Regions from separate parts of the Mus musculus genome. Here region 2 is linked to region 1. Evidence: chromatin loops called from intact Hi-C (ENCODE). Cell type or tissue: left cerebral cortex. All regions are shown on one strand.

Evidence for each region. A loop is a pair of places that touch in the nucleus more often than their neighbours do. Peaks named below come from ENCODE experiments on the same cell type or tissue, not always from the same donor. Only the 100,000 strongest peaks of a DNase experiment are listed, where the experiment ranks them.
Region 2: it touches region 1 in a loop (6-fold over the local background); 2 of 42 quality-filtered maps call a loop at or near these places.

Annotation. Positions count from the first base shown.
Region 1 is chr12:29,533,038-29,541,037 of GRCm38, forward strand. The region is part of intron 1 of Myt1l (myelin transcription factor 1-like); the gene reads left to right. Among named protein-coding and RNA genes, the nearest start is that of Gm20208, 5.9 kb to the left of the region's middle. In left cerebral cortex, CTCF peaks have their summits at 115, 1,450 and 2,330; DNase peaks (open chromatin) are centred at 372, 1,491, 2,009, 2,996 and 3 more places; H3K4me3 peaks cover 6,345 bases; H3K27ac peaks cover 5,772 bases.
Region 2 is chr12:29,625,970-29,633,969 of GRCm38, forward strand. The region is part of intron 2 of Myt1l (myelin transcription factor 1-like); the gene reads left to right. Among named protein-coding and RNA genes, the nearest start is that of C630031E19Rik, 56 kb to the right of the region's middle. In left cerebral cortex, CTCF peaks have their summits at 2,612 and 4,061; DNase peaks (open chromatin) are centred at 2,642 and 4,100; H3K27ac peaks cover 1,664 bases.

The sequences.
Region 1 (8,000 bases):
AGGGTGGGGGGTAAAGAAGGGGAGGGAGGCATTCTGATGGCAGTGGACAAGGCATTGTCTATGGGAAGATGGAGGGACACTGGGTGTCCCCAGCAAGCCTCCTTGTGGAGAGCTGTGGTTTCTGTCAGGGCATTGGAGAGGGAGCAGGCAGTACCCTGTGTAGTAACCACGCGCCAGGCAGATGCTCTTCAGAGGAATTACCTCTGAGAGCAAGAAGAGGGTGTTCCTGGGACCTTGGGACTGCTGTCAGTCTCCCTCAGAAACCAGTCCGCACTGTGCCTATGGAGGCCCCCAGTGGCTGAGCTGTGGGCTCTGCTTCGCACTCCTGTGCACAGGGCTGACGGTGCGGGTCCTGATGGGAGGGGTGGAGGGAATGCAAACACGGAGGGATCTGTGACCACACGTGCCTGGGGCTCTCCATGGCAGTTGAGGAGCTGCGTGAGTGAGACAGACTGCTGAGGAGGACTTGCTGATGGCCACCAACTCATCTGCCGAGAGGTACCTCTTCCCTTTCCTTTAAAGGTGACATGTGGTTGCTTATTTGCCTGGCTGCCGCAGCTTCCAACTCCTCTGAGTGATCTCAGATGGTCTCTTAAGTAGTTCCCACAGCCATTTCTCCACCTGCCTGGCCACCGTCCACTCTTGTTTGGTTACACACTATGACAGGATGGCATGATTCAGGGTACAGAGGGCCAGCGATGGAACCCTCTCGGCTACAGCTGCCCCTCAGATGAACATGCCTATGGGCTGCTTGTCTGCAATCTCCCAGAGTTGTTCTCATCAGGAGTCTGGATAGTCAAAGCTAGCTTCCAGGACAGGGGAGGTACCTTGATGATTTAGTGTGCTCTACTAAGAGGCTGGTGAGGGAAGGGGACAACTACTACCACAGAAAAGCATTTGTTGCTTGCCCTAAGAGGCTATTTATAGAATCAGCACCTTGGGGTGGGGGGAACAAAACAAAACAAAAAACCCAAATAAACAAGCAAACAAACAAACAAACAAACAAAAACCCCAAATGGCACAGAAAGTCATATAGCTATGCCCTCTTTTGTGTTTCTGGCATCTTACTGGGTCTGCTCTTTTTTAAAATAAACTTTTTCTGTTTTCTCCTTTTCAAATGCTGGTATCATGAGCTAAAAGTTACTCAGAGAATAGTTCTGTCTCTTGTTTTAAAGGAAGATGAGAAAAGGAGCTTGTACCGGATGGGATACTGTAGTGTGGCTGAGAAGCCAGGGAGATGGTGGGAACCCTTCAGTTAACTCTCTGGTGCCCGCTCTCCAGTCTTAAGAGCTGCCAGGGGAGGTCCCAATGCCTTTTTGTTTTGTTATGATGTGTAGCTGTAGTTCCCGTGAAAACACCAAGGCTCTGCTGACTTTGCTGAGGTTTCTTAAGCCACTGTATGCATTTACCATAACGTCAACGATAGGGGAGATTTTCTGAGATACATCACCTAGCGGGTAGCAGCCAACAGTAAGCCTGCGTATTTACAGTTCTCATCTATTACATTAAATACAGCACTGCACATCACACACTCCGCTCTAGAGATTTAGAGGCCTGTGGGTACAGTGTAGGAAGCACACAGCACACATCCCAATCTTGCCTGACTACTGAAAGCCTAGTAAACAGGAAGGCTAGAAATTACTGGTTTTAACTCACAGCTGTTAGGTTGAGAAACATCTAGATCAGTGATGAAGTTAGGGATTGAGGAAATGGCTGCGTTTTGTATTGCTTAAAGGACAGCAGCCCGCCCGAGCAGGGTAAGTCAGCAGGATGCTCCCGGTGGGCCTCTGCGGCAGCGATGTGGTCTCTAAGGAAACCTGTGCCTGATGCTCGCAGCTTGGGCAGTGCTGGCGGCCCAGGGCCGTCTGTCTGCTGCCTGCTGATGGAGGCTGCGCCGCATCCACCAGGCAGGGCTCTGCACGCATGCCCGTCTTCCCCGGCGTTTAGTGGTGTCAACTTATTAATTTCCATCTTCGACTTCAGGCCTGTTAGTTTCCTGTCTGAAAGCATTATTACTTTTGTCCATGTGGCAAAATAATTAGCATACAGATGAGAAGTGGCCCCGTGTCTGCGCGCCGATAGAGAGAAGATGTGCGGTTCGAAGTTGATTGGATGAATGGAGAACAAATGGTGGGCGTTCAAAAGCATTAGAAGAGTTTTGTAGTCGCGGAGCAGGCTGGAGAATTTTCTGGGTGAGTCCCTAAGATGGAAGGCAGGGGTGGCTGCCGTGGGAACAATTGCTTGTCAGAGGCTGGCTTAGCTGAAGGTGCGGAGAGGGACTGCAGGCGCAGAAAATCCATTCTTCAGGTTTCTCTTTGAAATCCCCTCCAGGTAAATGTGTCCTGTTGTTTCTGGAGCCGGGGCTGCGCTTCCCAAAGTGGAGCAAAGTTCAACTCTTAAGGGCAGTAACAAAAGAACAGTCTTTTGCTGGTGCTCGGGTGGCCTCTTCATCCATCTTCCATGCATAAGTGTGAAGTGAAAATTAACTGTTTAGAGATTAGTGTTTTCAGAAATTTACAGCAGCCATTATTCAACGTGTTTAATTAATATTTTCTGGGACAGTGTACGGAGACCAGCAGAATTAGCAAATGTTGTTTAGATAAAAGCCAGACATAATTAGTTTTGACTAGTATATATTTTTCCTAGCTGGAAGGAGATTTTAGCTCATTTAACCAGTTACTTATTGGGGGCAGTGGAAACTGAACTGATGGTTTTCTGTAGGTCTGTAGGATGCACAGAGGGCAAATGTTAAATGAGTACAGCCTTTGATACTTAGTTCTATTGAGAAAAAAAATGAGATTTTTTTTTCCAAATCAGTTTTCTGAGTTCATAAGTGATAATGAAGCTTCCTGGAGCCTTGAGTTTCTATTGTCAACAGTGGCATACATTTCTTATATAATTCTGGGACTAGCGTGCTGGAGCATGGGTGTTTCAAAATTCAGTTCAAGATGCTTCTGGGGAGAGTCACTGATGAAGAGTCCTTTCCTGTCTTAAGGATTCCTACCCTCCTTAGAGGGAAAGGTCCGCATTTTAACTGACCTAATTATTTAGTTTGTTTTTAAAGTTAAACTTCAATAGACATCACAGCCTCTTAACTGTGTCTCTGTAGTTTCTTGGATATTTCAGAGCATGCCATGCTTTCATTTTGAATTTTTAAAAGCCTTTTTCAAAGTGTTGCTATACTTTAGAAATGACAGTGACTATGTGACAGACATACAACTTTGGTGGGGGGGGCGTGCTGAGCGGGGGTGTGATTTGCTCTGTTTCGGAAAGTATGCCTTTATAAAATTAGAAACAACAAATGCCTTCAGTGAACCCAAAGCCTCAGGTGTGACACTCTGGGCACAGGCTTGCCCCTGCTATGGAGAACTGATGATTTTCCTGCTAAAATTGCAAGTTTCTGTATATTCACATTAAGATGTCTTTTTTTTTTTGCATAACAGGGAAAAATCTCAATTATCCTGTAAGTGCATACAAATGTTGCTTCTATCGCCTTTAAAAAAATTAGCTAGTAAGCTAGAACGTGGGGGGAAAACAACTCAGGTTTAAATGCGTAGCCCAAAGTAATGAATACCCAAGAGTTTCTCTCTCTCTCTCTCTCTCTCTCTCTCTCTCTCTCTCTCTCTCTCTCTCTCTCTCTCCTGAACTCCTACCTAGAGGGAGGCTATTCTGCACTCCTCTTTCCATGCTAGTTCCTTGCGGAGTTGGGTCCATCTTTGTGAGTAAAATAACTCTCTTGTTTTCTGATGGGCTATAACTTTCTTGGAGCAGACATTAGCCTTTCCTTTTTACCCTCTGCTTGGCCATTTAGAAGCAGGGAAGCCCTTGAATGTCACTTACCCACGAGGCTTCCTTTGTGCCTGGCTGCCTCTCACAGGTGAAGTCCTTTTTTTTTTTTTTTTTAAAGGGCCACAATTATGTCACCAGAGTTTCCACTTGAGGGAGTTAGTTTTACCGCTTGTAGTCCTGTCTGTTTTCAAGGCTCCTTGCAGTGGGTAAGGGCTTGATCCAAAGACAATGAACTGTCTCTGAGCTGGAAATATGTTCATATGAGCCAGCCTGAAAATGTGATTTCTAAGGGGACTTTTAATTTTATTTTTTAACTTTTCCTCTGAGGTTGAATAATAACTTTAGAAGAGATTACAACCTTCCATAGCTAAATCATGCAATTCATCCATGAGGTTCCAAATGCCTGGTGCCCTGCCTTAGCTGCTCTGTGGGCAGTGGTTGCCCTGGGGGGATCTGTATCCTAGGAACTCTGCCCTTAGCCACATGTGCTGCCTATGAACAGAAAAGGAAAATATCAACAGTTTTCTCCCAAAATGCCACTTGGGCTTATTTCCTTTATAATTCTGTGCTGTGGTGTGTTCTCACACACTAAAGAGAATGTGCTGAGCTCTCCCATGGTTCTGAGAGTGTAAAACATGAATATTTTTAAAGTTGCTGGGGTAAAGGTGTTGTGTATATGCTGGAATATTTGAGGCATTGGGTTAATGGATGCACCATGTAAACCTGCCCTAGACATATGTATGTACTCATTAATATAGTTGTAAGAACTTTGTACACTGCCTGCTTCCTGCTGAAATCCGATGGCTTAGGCACCCCACTCCCTGAAATTGCCTTGAGAAAAATCACCCCAGTTGAGCGTTTGCTTCAGATGTTTTCAGGTTGAGTGTCAAGCTTGGAACTTTAAGTCAGACAACTCGGAGATGAATAAATGATGGGAGGGGTGCCTCTTTTAGTATGTCGACAGGGATTTTTTCATTGTAAGATTTCCAGCTCCAACATGGCCTTGAAAAGCACCTCAGCCATTGTCTAAACTGAACCTTAGTGTGTTCTAGTCTGCACTCCCAGAGTGTCTTTACAGAAGTCAGCACCCACTTCTCAGCTCCTGGGGCTCCTACATCCCTGAATCCTATAGGCGGGGGTTGGGGGGGACAGTTCTCAGAGACTGACTTTGAATTTGGTGCCATAGCCTCTCCCTGGTCCACGTATTCCCCCTAGCCAGTGCCATCTGAGCAAAAGCTGAATGCACAGTACACTGTCGCCATGAAACAATGCTAGCCAGACTTGTGGTGGAAATAATCCAGTCTGCAGGGCACCCCATAGAGAGCCATCAAACCGAGTCTGCTCTGGAGCTGTCTAGGAGAGTGTGAACATTCAGAAATCAATGCTGCATCTGCTGGTGGACCCTCTGGTTCCCTGAAACCCCCACCTGCCTAGTGCATCTGGGCAAGAGCTTTCAGAAGCCAGCTTCCTTCAGGATAAATTTAATACGTCTTGAGGGCCAGGCACAAGCAAATTGATTCTATCTCTGCAGCAGGAACACTCATAAACATCTGTAAGGATACAGATTCCCAACAACTCCAGGATGAGAGGATGCGATTTTGTGAAATATTCTAAGCCTCCTCCCTTCATACCTCATGCCAGCATGGCATTTTTTAATTAGGAAGTTGATTAAAAAGGGCACGGCAGACCAGGATGTATGGTCCTTTGGCTTTCGTCCAGCTGTTTGTTGACGGAATGGTGAAAGGCATTGCTCATCACCCGTTTCAGGAAAGAGAGAGAATCGGAATGGTTACAGGGCAGAGGGGTGGTGAGGATGGGGCTGTCCTGTGCTGCGTGCTGTAGGTAGTTGGTTGTAGCTTCCTCTGTGCAAAGCTTTCCTGCAGACAGACTTGCCGGCTTCCTCCATGACCCAGGTCACGTGCGCTTTGCAGATACCTGGGAACGCCGGGCAGCTCTGTGCATTACACTGAGGAATTCTGGACTTCTGGCTTTCCAGTAGTCAATAGGAAAAGTCATGATCATTTGCATTTTCTGGATGGACGTCTCTTTTGGCCACATTTCCTGTAGGCTGCCGTCACCAGTGATAGCTCTTCTAATCTCTATGATGCAGCGCTCTTAACCTCAATAGGAACTGGTTTTGTTTTGGCTATTTTTTTTTCCTTTTTTTTTTTTAAAGGAAATCCTTTTCTTTACGGGATCTTTTTTAGAGCTTGAAGTATATTATCACAGGAATAAAATTTTATGTCTACTTGTAGTATTCCCATGGCTAATGTGGTGTGAATAAGTACCCTGTTATGAATTTAACCCTGTCCATCCTTTTCATTGTTTGAGCACTTCCTGAGATCAAGTGCGCCTGAGAAAGTAGAAACAGATCAGCAGCTAAGACTGACACTGAGACGCCCCCCAAGCTAAGGCAGAGGCCCTAAGGGCTTTCATATGACCTCGGGGGAGCTGCTCAAGGCTCAAGACAGGGGACGTGGGGAGATGTCTTCAGTCCAGTGGGACTGATCAGCTGATTGGCAGTGAGCCTGTCTTTTGTTCTCCTCCCCCCTGAAACTCGGTGCAAGTTTGCTAATTATTTTTAGATTCTGTGTTTTAGGAAAGTTCAATGATAGATCTCCAGCAGTCAGCAGCCATGGTGGGCATCCCTCTCAATTTCAGCTTTTTCTCCTGGCAACAATGGCACAGTCAACACTAATGATGAAGACTGTGGCTTCTTAGTCAGCTTCTCCCTCCACCCTTTGCCTCTGATGGAATATCCTTTCAGTGTGCACAACTTGAGCTCCTACTGTGTGCAGAGCCAAGAGAGGGAACCATCCTGCAGGTAGTCAGGACCTAAGTATTTATCTGTCTGTCTGCCCATCTGCTGACAAAAGGTAATGGTAATGCCTGCAGGGCAACTTTTCCTTGAATAGATTTGGAAATAGATTTTTGCTTTTCCGACTTAAGCAGAGTGGGCTGAACCCCTTGTTTCCTCTTTCTGGGTAATAAATACTCTGGTGGTCTTCCTGAATATTAGCACGATTGCATAGCATTGTGTAACTGTTTCTGTACGGATTACATATGTTAGTATATGCCCTTCTCTTACAAGCTAGAAATAAAAGTTCAGATATTTTGGGGGGTTCTGGATAGCTGGTCTTCTTTACCGTGGTTTCTTATACTTGGGTATAGAGTCCAGCCTTTTCTCATTCGAGAATATGAGACAGTAAACATTGGTGAATGTCAGATTTCCTTATACTTGGGTATAGAGTCCAGCCTTTTCTCATTCGAGAATATGAGACAGTAAACACTGGTGAATGTCAGATGTCTTCTTCTAAGTTTCTGGACATTTCAGGGCTGTGGGTAGCAGGGGTCAACAACAACAGCTTTGGGTGGGGTGTGGCCAAAGCCTCTACTGCTAACTGAAGTCAGCCTTCCAGCAGACAGACAGATCTCTGGGCTATCTAGCATCTCTGTTACATGTACAATATGAGCTGTCCTGACACTGTGCAACCAGCTGAAGAGCCATTGGCTACAGAAGCCTTTGGCAGCAGCAGGAGGAGAATTCAAATGAGAAGCTGGTGAGGCAATTAAACACTCTGAGAGCAACTGCCACCTTGCCACCCAGCAGACTCCACTGGACAAACCTGTAGGTCCAGGATTCAAATTCTGTCATTCAGTCCTCTGACAGACACATTTGTTGATGGAGTTAGATTGTTAAATTCTCTCAGAGTATGAAAGACAAAGGGTGTAGGGATCAGAAAGCCATATAGCTTTACTTAAAGATGGAATCAATTGCATAAAGCAAGAGATATGGGTAGCTGACAGAAATCCTAACCACGTGCTTCAGTAGACTCTAGACTCATTTCTGTTTCTCCTTTGTTTTACATGTGATGTCTGACTCTAAATTAAAATTCAAGAAATTCCCCCATTAAACTCTTCAGAACCTCCCAGTGCCCTTTTCTGTGATTCTGAGAGAAGTCATGGAGGTCTTGCCGCCCAAATATTCTTTGGCTAATTTGTTGTTACTGGGATATTGTTAGCTCCAAAACAACCCTTCTCCCTCAGAGACTCACAGTGCACGCCAAGCTGTGTCATGTCAGTCCCCCAGGGACACGTTGGCACACCTGTTTACAAATGGGCTAGGCCACCTGTTCCTCTAGCTTCAGAGTTAATGATCAGAACAGGGTCTGACCACCCAGCTCACATGAGGGGTAGAGAGTCACTGTGAG
Region 2 (8,000 bases), 93 kb after region 1:
CCCTATTGCAGGAAGTAACCTGCCTGGATTCCAGACTCTGGTCCCAGGAAGAGCATTTCTTCACAGGAGAGCTGAGGGGGTATCTGTCCTGCCCTGTACTCCAGGGTCAGAGTCTGAAAGGCTGAGGGACAGCCAGAACTGCAAACAAAGCTATTGAAGGGAAACTGAATGTGTGAGAGCCACTGCCCACTGCTGGTTCCAACAGGTGCTCCCTGTATCATTGGTGGCTCAGGAGTTAGGCTCAGGCTTCTGTTGGTTGTCCTAATGGTGAGGCTTTTTCTGAGGGGCAAGGCAGCAAGCATCAGCTGTTCCCAGGGATACATACTGCTTGCTGTCTACCCTGTAACAAACACATAGAGCCTTCTAGTAAATACCTATGGAGGAAGCTTGATGACTGCAGAAGCAGACACCATGCTGTCCCTAACCTCGTGGGACCCCATCCCTCTCCCTGATGTCTTTTGATGAAGGATGAAAGGGGACCTGACTCTGCATTTTGTGTCCGAACAGTCTGCCCCTGGTGTTCCCACCCCTGTGGACCTGCAGCCAGCTTTCATTCTCAGAACCCCTGCTGTGCCCCTGGCAGCTGCAGTCTGCCTCTCTCTGCCTTGACCTCAGCCAAACTCTCACCACTAGTGTTTCCCCTCCCCTAGGGGTCTCCTGTTCTGGAAAATGGAGAGTCACACCTTCTGCAGATGCTGCACTTCCACACAGCCATGAGCAGTGTTGGGCCAGTAGCTGGGGCTTCATTTGCTGCTCTGTTTGCTTAGTTAGATTAAAAACTGCCTGGCAGGAAGCTTTCCAACTGTCATAGAAGATGTGGGGCTGACATTTTTCCTGTGCCTCTGTTCCTCATGAAAACCCGATGGCATTTGCTTCACAAATTCAGAGGCTGGCTTCACTGTGACCTCTGGCCTGGACCTTAGCCCGATGGCAGAAGGAGATCCTACAGGCAGGCTCCCCAGAGTTCTGATGTCACCTTCCCCACAATAGACCACCCTGTGAACTCCCTGTCTACTCCAGTATCTGAAAGTGTCCATGGTGACCATGTTCAGTGTACAAGGACCACACAAGAGTGTCCTTGGAGCACTGACAAAGAAACCTGCCCTCCATGTGAGTATGGAAAAGGTAGCATGGAGTATGTGCAGAAAGGCCTGTTCTGAGATAGGATAGCTCTTTAATCATCTGTTCATTTCCCTATTTCCTATCAGACACTGAGTGCTTCCTGCATGCCAGGTCCTGTGGAGATGCCACGGGGAATAAGTAAGATGAGTTCTGAATTTCAAAGAACTTTCTCATGGTGAGAAAAACAGGTGGGACTAAAGAAATATTGGAAAATTAAAAGTTGATACTATGAATAAAGAAAAACCTCAGCTATAGAGAATACCATCAAATCTAAGAGCAGAGTGGAATACCCTTTAGGCATGCATGGGCTGTGACTTTTAGAGGCAGCAGCCTGTTCAAGAGTCCTGAGGCACTCACAGAAGAGTGCTTGCTCATGTGCTTGTGTGTGTGTGTGTGTGTGTGTGTGTGTGTGTGTGTGTGTGTGTGAGCTACACACTGCCCTGGAGTTATGCTAGGAAGTGATTCAGATACCAGGTCTATTCATGGTCTTCAGTGACTTCTTTTATGATAGGTGTAGCTCCACTTGAAAATTTAAATAGAGATATTGTTAAGTATTATTTATTTGTTTATTTATTCATTAAAATAATTAGAAACCCATTACATGTTAATAGAAGCGATATATATTTATGAAAAATAGCCATGTTTCCTACAATTATCAGGGAAAGGCAGTGTTTCATGTTCCCCACTGCATTCTCTTATTCTGCCTCACCACACTGCAAAAGTGGTTTTACCTGACACGTCTGAAGATCATACTGCTGGGCAAGGGAAGACCTTGGCCACTCACAAAGGTGCAAGGCTGTCTGAAGGCCTGGAGCCACATTCCAAGAACTTCTCTAGGAAACTCTGTTCTTGCATCAGGAGAGGGAGAGGAAGATCCAGAGCCATCTGCAGTCTTGGTAGGAGCAAGGTCACAGAAGCTCCAGGGGGCAGGGGAAACTGTTGAAGCTCTACGTAAAAGATTAGTAGCAGCTCTGTGCAAACTGGCTTTGCCAAGGTCATCGTTTCGCCTAGTGGAGCATACACAGAAAGCTGGATGCTCTAGGAAAATCGGCTTGCAAACTGCTTTCCAGAAGGCGCGGGGACAATAAGCCCGAGCCTTGGCTTGCGAACAGTACCCTGCAGTCAGGTGTAACTGATAGGGCATGGTAGAATCTGTCTGTAATCCTAGCACTTAGGAGGTGAGGTGGAGAAATTTACAACAGAGGAGTGAAGGTCTTCCAGGCATAGGGTTTCCATGTTTACACGTGGAAGGACCATTGGAAACTCACACCATATACATCTTGTCCCCTGCAACTGGCCAGCCTGTAGGAAAGAAGGCATCATCTTCTCTGTGCCCCTGAATCCTTTCATCCATAAATAAGTGCCAGGCTCAGAGAACATTGTCATCTGGGAGACGGAGCCCCATTACGGGACCACAAAAGACCAGGAAAACATGGAACAGGGAGGGATCACCAAGAATGCAGCCTTCTTCTGAGGTCTGGACTGCCCCCTGGCTGTCAGTATGGCGTATGGCTCTCCGTAGATCTGGTCCAGCATGTCGACTAGGGACGATTTTCTAGGCCATTTAAATAGGTGAAGTGATTATGTGACCTGGTGATGTCTGGTAATGTCCCAGTGGTGTGTCAACACAGTAAACACTGTGTGGCACCCATCTGCCTGAGGACAAATCTGTGCCAAAAACCCAAGCCCACTCAGAGACAATTCCAGAGGGGCCAGTGTTAATCTCCACTCCACTGACAGTACCTTAAACTCTACCTCCAGAGCCATAACAGAGCTCATATCCAGAACTGTAAACAAGGCAGTTGTGAACTTGGCGTCCATCACGAGCCCATTAGAACATGAAGACTGATATTTGTGGGCTTAGTTCAAGCATGAATGCAGGTGTTTTGATCTATGAAGGAAGCATCTATATGTATAATTCCTTTCAGGAAACATTGTGTTTGTTTGTTCGTTTGTAGTGCTGAGGCAGGACTCAGTCTTGAGCATGCTAGTTAAGCTCTCTGAGCTAATCCCAAGCCGTGTCTTTAAAACACAGGCTATATTCAAAGATGGTTAGGGTCACATGTAAACATTATTGGATTAGTTCTCTAAAGAATATTTTAAACTCAATTTTAATATTTCAATGTGGAAATAAGCAAATGTACTATGTACCCTATTTATTAGTATAAACAAATTATAAATAATTAATTCATATGTATTTCTATAAACACGAGAAACAATCTTTGGGTTTTTTTTTTTGTTTTTAAGTATACTCTCGTGTTTCTTATAAAGAATTAGAAATAGGATTGGGATGATAGCTCAGTGAGTATCTTGCAAGTAAAGTACTTGTCTTGCAAGAGTGAGGACTTGAGTTCAATCCCTCAGTATCCACAAAAATGCATATGTACCTATATGCATGCATGCATACAAACATACATAGGCCAGGTGTGGAGGGACATATTTGTAATGCCAGCTCTGGAGAGGCAGAGACAGATGGATTCTACCCTGCCTAACCTGTTTCATGAGTCCCAGGCCAATGCGAAACTTTGCCTTGAAACAATAAGGATGGTGGCCTCCAATCCTGACAGATGTATGTGCACATGCCGTGGGCATCTGTATGTACACTGAGACACAACAGGAACAGACACAGGCATGCACACATAGCAAGCAAGCACATAGTCTGCGTGTACCAATTCGGAGTATCTTTGGGAATGCTAGAAAAAAGGCTGGGTGAAGCAGCTCTGGCCACAGTGAGTCTGTCTGTATTGAGTTTGATGATGAATGCAGCAAACAAGGATGTGGGACTTTCACAGTGTATTTTTAGCTAGCTCTAAGGTATACCACCCTCCCCTCCTTGCAGAATTATTTTTAATTCCCCAGAGCATGCTCCCTGCCACTCATCACCATGTTTGGGGCCTGCTCTTTTTCACTGAGGCTGCAGTGCCTTCCTCTGGGTGCCGCTCATCAATGCAGAACTGATTTGGAGCTGAACTGTATAATAATAAGCCTTTCAGCGCCAGCCCCACACTTGCCTTGTAATTAAGGCCTGATGGTTGTGTTGACGGCAAATGAAAGAAAATGGCTTTGTTCTCTCTTCCCTGGCTTGATTGCGGGTTCTCTCGCTCACCTGAATTCCACCCATCCTGCATTGTGCCTGTGATTGCTGGAGGACCATAATTGCAGTCCCAGCAGATGACATTTCCAGGAGGTACAGTCTGTGCAGCTCCAGGGGGAACTGATGGAGCCGTGCCTGGTGAAACTCGTCAAGGGTAGATCTAGGGAACGCCTATGTGGAAGTTAAGCTGGGACCAAACACCGGGATCCTCCTCTGACATTAGCTGTACCCAGTGGTGCATGGCTGCAGCCCGCCTCACCCTCTGCCTACAGTCCAAAAGGACAGACTGAGCACAGGCACAAAAGTTCAGTAAGTGCAGGTGAGCCACACCTTTGAAAGACCTTTGGGGCTGAAGAGGTGGCTCAACAGTTAAGAGTATTTGCTATTCTTGACGAGATCCTGAATTCTATTCCCAGCACCCACGTGGCAGCTCAGAATTACTCTAGTTCCTGGGGACCTGATACCCTTTTCTGACCTCCACAGGTACCAGACATGAGCATACACAAGTAAAAGCTTACTACTCCTGCACACAAACAAAGAAACTGAGGCTGGGGCAGTGCCTCCATTTTACAGTGTTTGCCGTGGAACCACAAGGACCCCAGCTCAGATCTCCAGTTCTCATATAAAATGTCAGTGTGGCAGCTCACACCTGTAACCCCAGTGCTTAGGAAACAGGTACAAGAGAATCCATGGGCTCTTTGGCCACTTAGCCTAGAGGAATCAGGCTCAATGGGAGACCTTGCCTCAAAAAAGATGGTGAGGCATCAGTAAGACAGACTCCAGATAAGGATCTCTGGCCTATGAGTACACACACACACACACACACACACACACACACACACACACACACACACACACACACACAAATTCCTCTGGCAATGACTCAAGAAGGGGATCAGAAGCAGAAAACACTTAGGTAAACACACTCCTTTGAGCAGTTCTGGTACACCTTGCTTCCTCTGGAAAGGGCCTCATTAGACTTTATATGCAGCTTGCAGCTGTGTTCATCAGTTCTCTTTACTCATAAAGACTAAACTCAATGCCAGAGAAGACGTTTGTAAATATCCATAACCTGCCAGCATCTTGAAGCTGGTCTGATGGCTAATCTTGGTTGTCATCCTGACCACATCTGGAATCTAGTAAAACCCGAGCGGCTGGGCACACCTCTGGGGAAATTTTCTTGATATGGATCACCTGAGGTAAGGACACCTATGCTAAATCCTGATCATTTGAGCTCAGAAGCCCCACCCTAAAATCTGGGCCACACCTTCTGGTCGAAATCCACATCAAATGGTGGAAAAGAAGAAAGCTTTTGCTCTTTGCCTCCTTGCCCTCACTCTCACTGGCAAGATCATCGATTTCCCTGCTGAATTATGCCTTCACTGCTGTTAGAGCCTACTTCTTTAGAACTCTACAATAGACCAAAGGCAAGCTAAGACATTCAGACTCATGGAGGAGCCAACTACCTCTTCCTTCACCTTCCCGTTGAGAGACAGCCATTGCTTAACTAGTCCAACAACACCTGTAAACCAATCTAATAAATCCCCTTTAATATATGTATATGTATGTGTATGTGTGTGTATGTGTATGTATATGTGTATGTATATAGATACGGTGTATATTTATTTAATATGTATGTATACATGTATGTATGTATTCACCCTGTCAGTTCTGTTACTCTAGAGAACTCTGACTAACACAGCTAGTGTATGTGCCTTTGGTATTTGGATTTGACAGGAGATGCCCAAATCTGGAGTATATGTCCGAGAACATATATCAAAAGGAATAACCAAAAGTCGATCAGCTTCCATAGGACACTACATGAACCCTCCCACACTGCCACAATTTGTCTCAGGGTAGACTTCTCCCCACATAAACATCACATTTGCTCAGAGAAACTCAATTCACACTCTTTCACGACTGCAGTGATTACTCACAGTGGAAAACAACAACCAAGCATCCTTTCCTGGAGGATGAGTCTGGGTTTATCTGACATTCCACTCATCTGCTGGACAGGCTACTCAGTGGGAAGGACTATGGTGCAGAAGTGAGGGTTAGCCCATCCTGAGGCCTTGGGCATGTTCCTTACTCTCTTTCATTCTTAACATTTCTGCCATAAAAAGAAAGTTTAAACCATCTGTTATAGTGGATGCCTGTAATCCCATTGCACGGAACGGAGGTGGGGGTAAGGAGAATCAGGAATTTAATGTCATCCATGGCTATGTAGTAAGTTAGAGGTTATCCTGGGATGTCTCAAGGAAACAAAAACAAAAATGGAGGGGAAGGAAATCTAACTTCTGGCAGAGACCAATCACTACTTCTTTATTGTTATCTCTATATTTTCATATACGTTTTTATCAACATATCTGGACTTTTATTGAGTTTTAAAGTTTGCAGGAAGTGTAACAGTAAGCATATGACAGTACAGGTCAGCGTGACTTCAGGGATGCATGCAATCTTCACACCAAGCCCAGGGAGTGGGGCATGGGTCCCTGGAGCATATATGCTCATGGAGAGGAGGTGGCTAGGGGGCGGGCGGAGTCCCAGGCTCTGTTCAGATCTCTTAGAACACCCTTGAGGAGTGTGTTAACTCAGCCACTTCTCCTCACTCATCCCTCCCATCTCTGTGTCCCCAAGACTCGGAATAGCATGTCACTTGGACTCTAGCACCACTAGCAGTGAGGTTGACTGATGTCTGTGGCAGTCCTGCCATAGGTCTCACTCGATTACCTTTACCTTTCTGAAGAGCTTGGTGGCCCAAGAGCTCATGATGATGTGCATGTTGGTAAGCTTGCCCAATAAACTTATAGAGGTTGGCAAATTCGTAGGCTTATGTTTTGCTTTTTTTGTATTATATTTACCTACATTGACAGAACAATGAAAGAAAATATTTTTTTAAGTGCTTGCTTCTTCCACCTCTCTCAAGAACAGTTTCTAATTATTTTAACTAAACAGTCTAACCACTCAGGATGCCTACAGCTCTAATGGCCAGCTTTTGTAAGTCACTTTGGTAGAAACAGTATTGCTGTAGGTTGGCTTTGCATATTGAATGTTACACATCCTTCTAACCAATGTTAACAAAGAGCAGAGTGAAGATCAGAACTTTTTAATGAAATGACTCCTGCTATTGACACTGATGTTGATTTATAATCTGGCAACATTTTAGAATTCAAAATGATGAGCTTGTTTATCAGATCACTTCGTAGCACGCTTGTAAATATAGAGTTTTTAAATTCTGTGACGCTTTGCAAAAATAGTGTGAAAAAATGAACATGTTGTGAAGGCATGAAATAACCCAGGGATCTTTATTTTGTAGGCTAAAGAGGATTGCATGAGGCCTTGATGCACCAATAGGCTAAAACCTTATGCTGACAAATTGGGATTCGCTGGGTCATGACTGCAGATCCTGTCTGTCAGGGTGCAGCCTTTCTGGATGGATGTGCTCACAAACCTAGCTAGCTGAGATGATGAATAATGTGACCCAGCTCTGTGTTCACTAATGAGGAGTGAGGGTTGTCGTGAAGAGGAGGTTCAATCCACCTCACAGTTGGGTACCAGCCCAGAGAATTGCTAGAATGCAAGTGAGCATGCATCCTCGGGGCTAAAATACCTGATGAACTCAACATGTAAAGAGTTATATTCAGTTATATTCAGTCTGTTGCTATTTGTGGTTCCTATTAGCGGGTAAAGGTAGGGACATGTGTACGTGCAAGGAGCATTGCATGTGCATGCTTGTGTACGCGGAAAGCAGGAGTTAACCTTGGATGTTATTCTGCCTTGTATT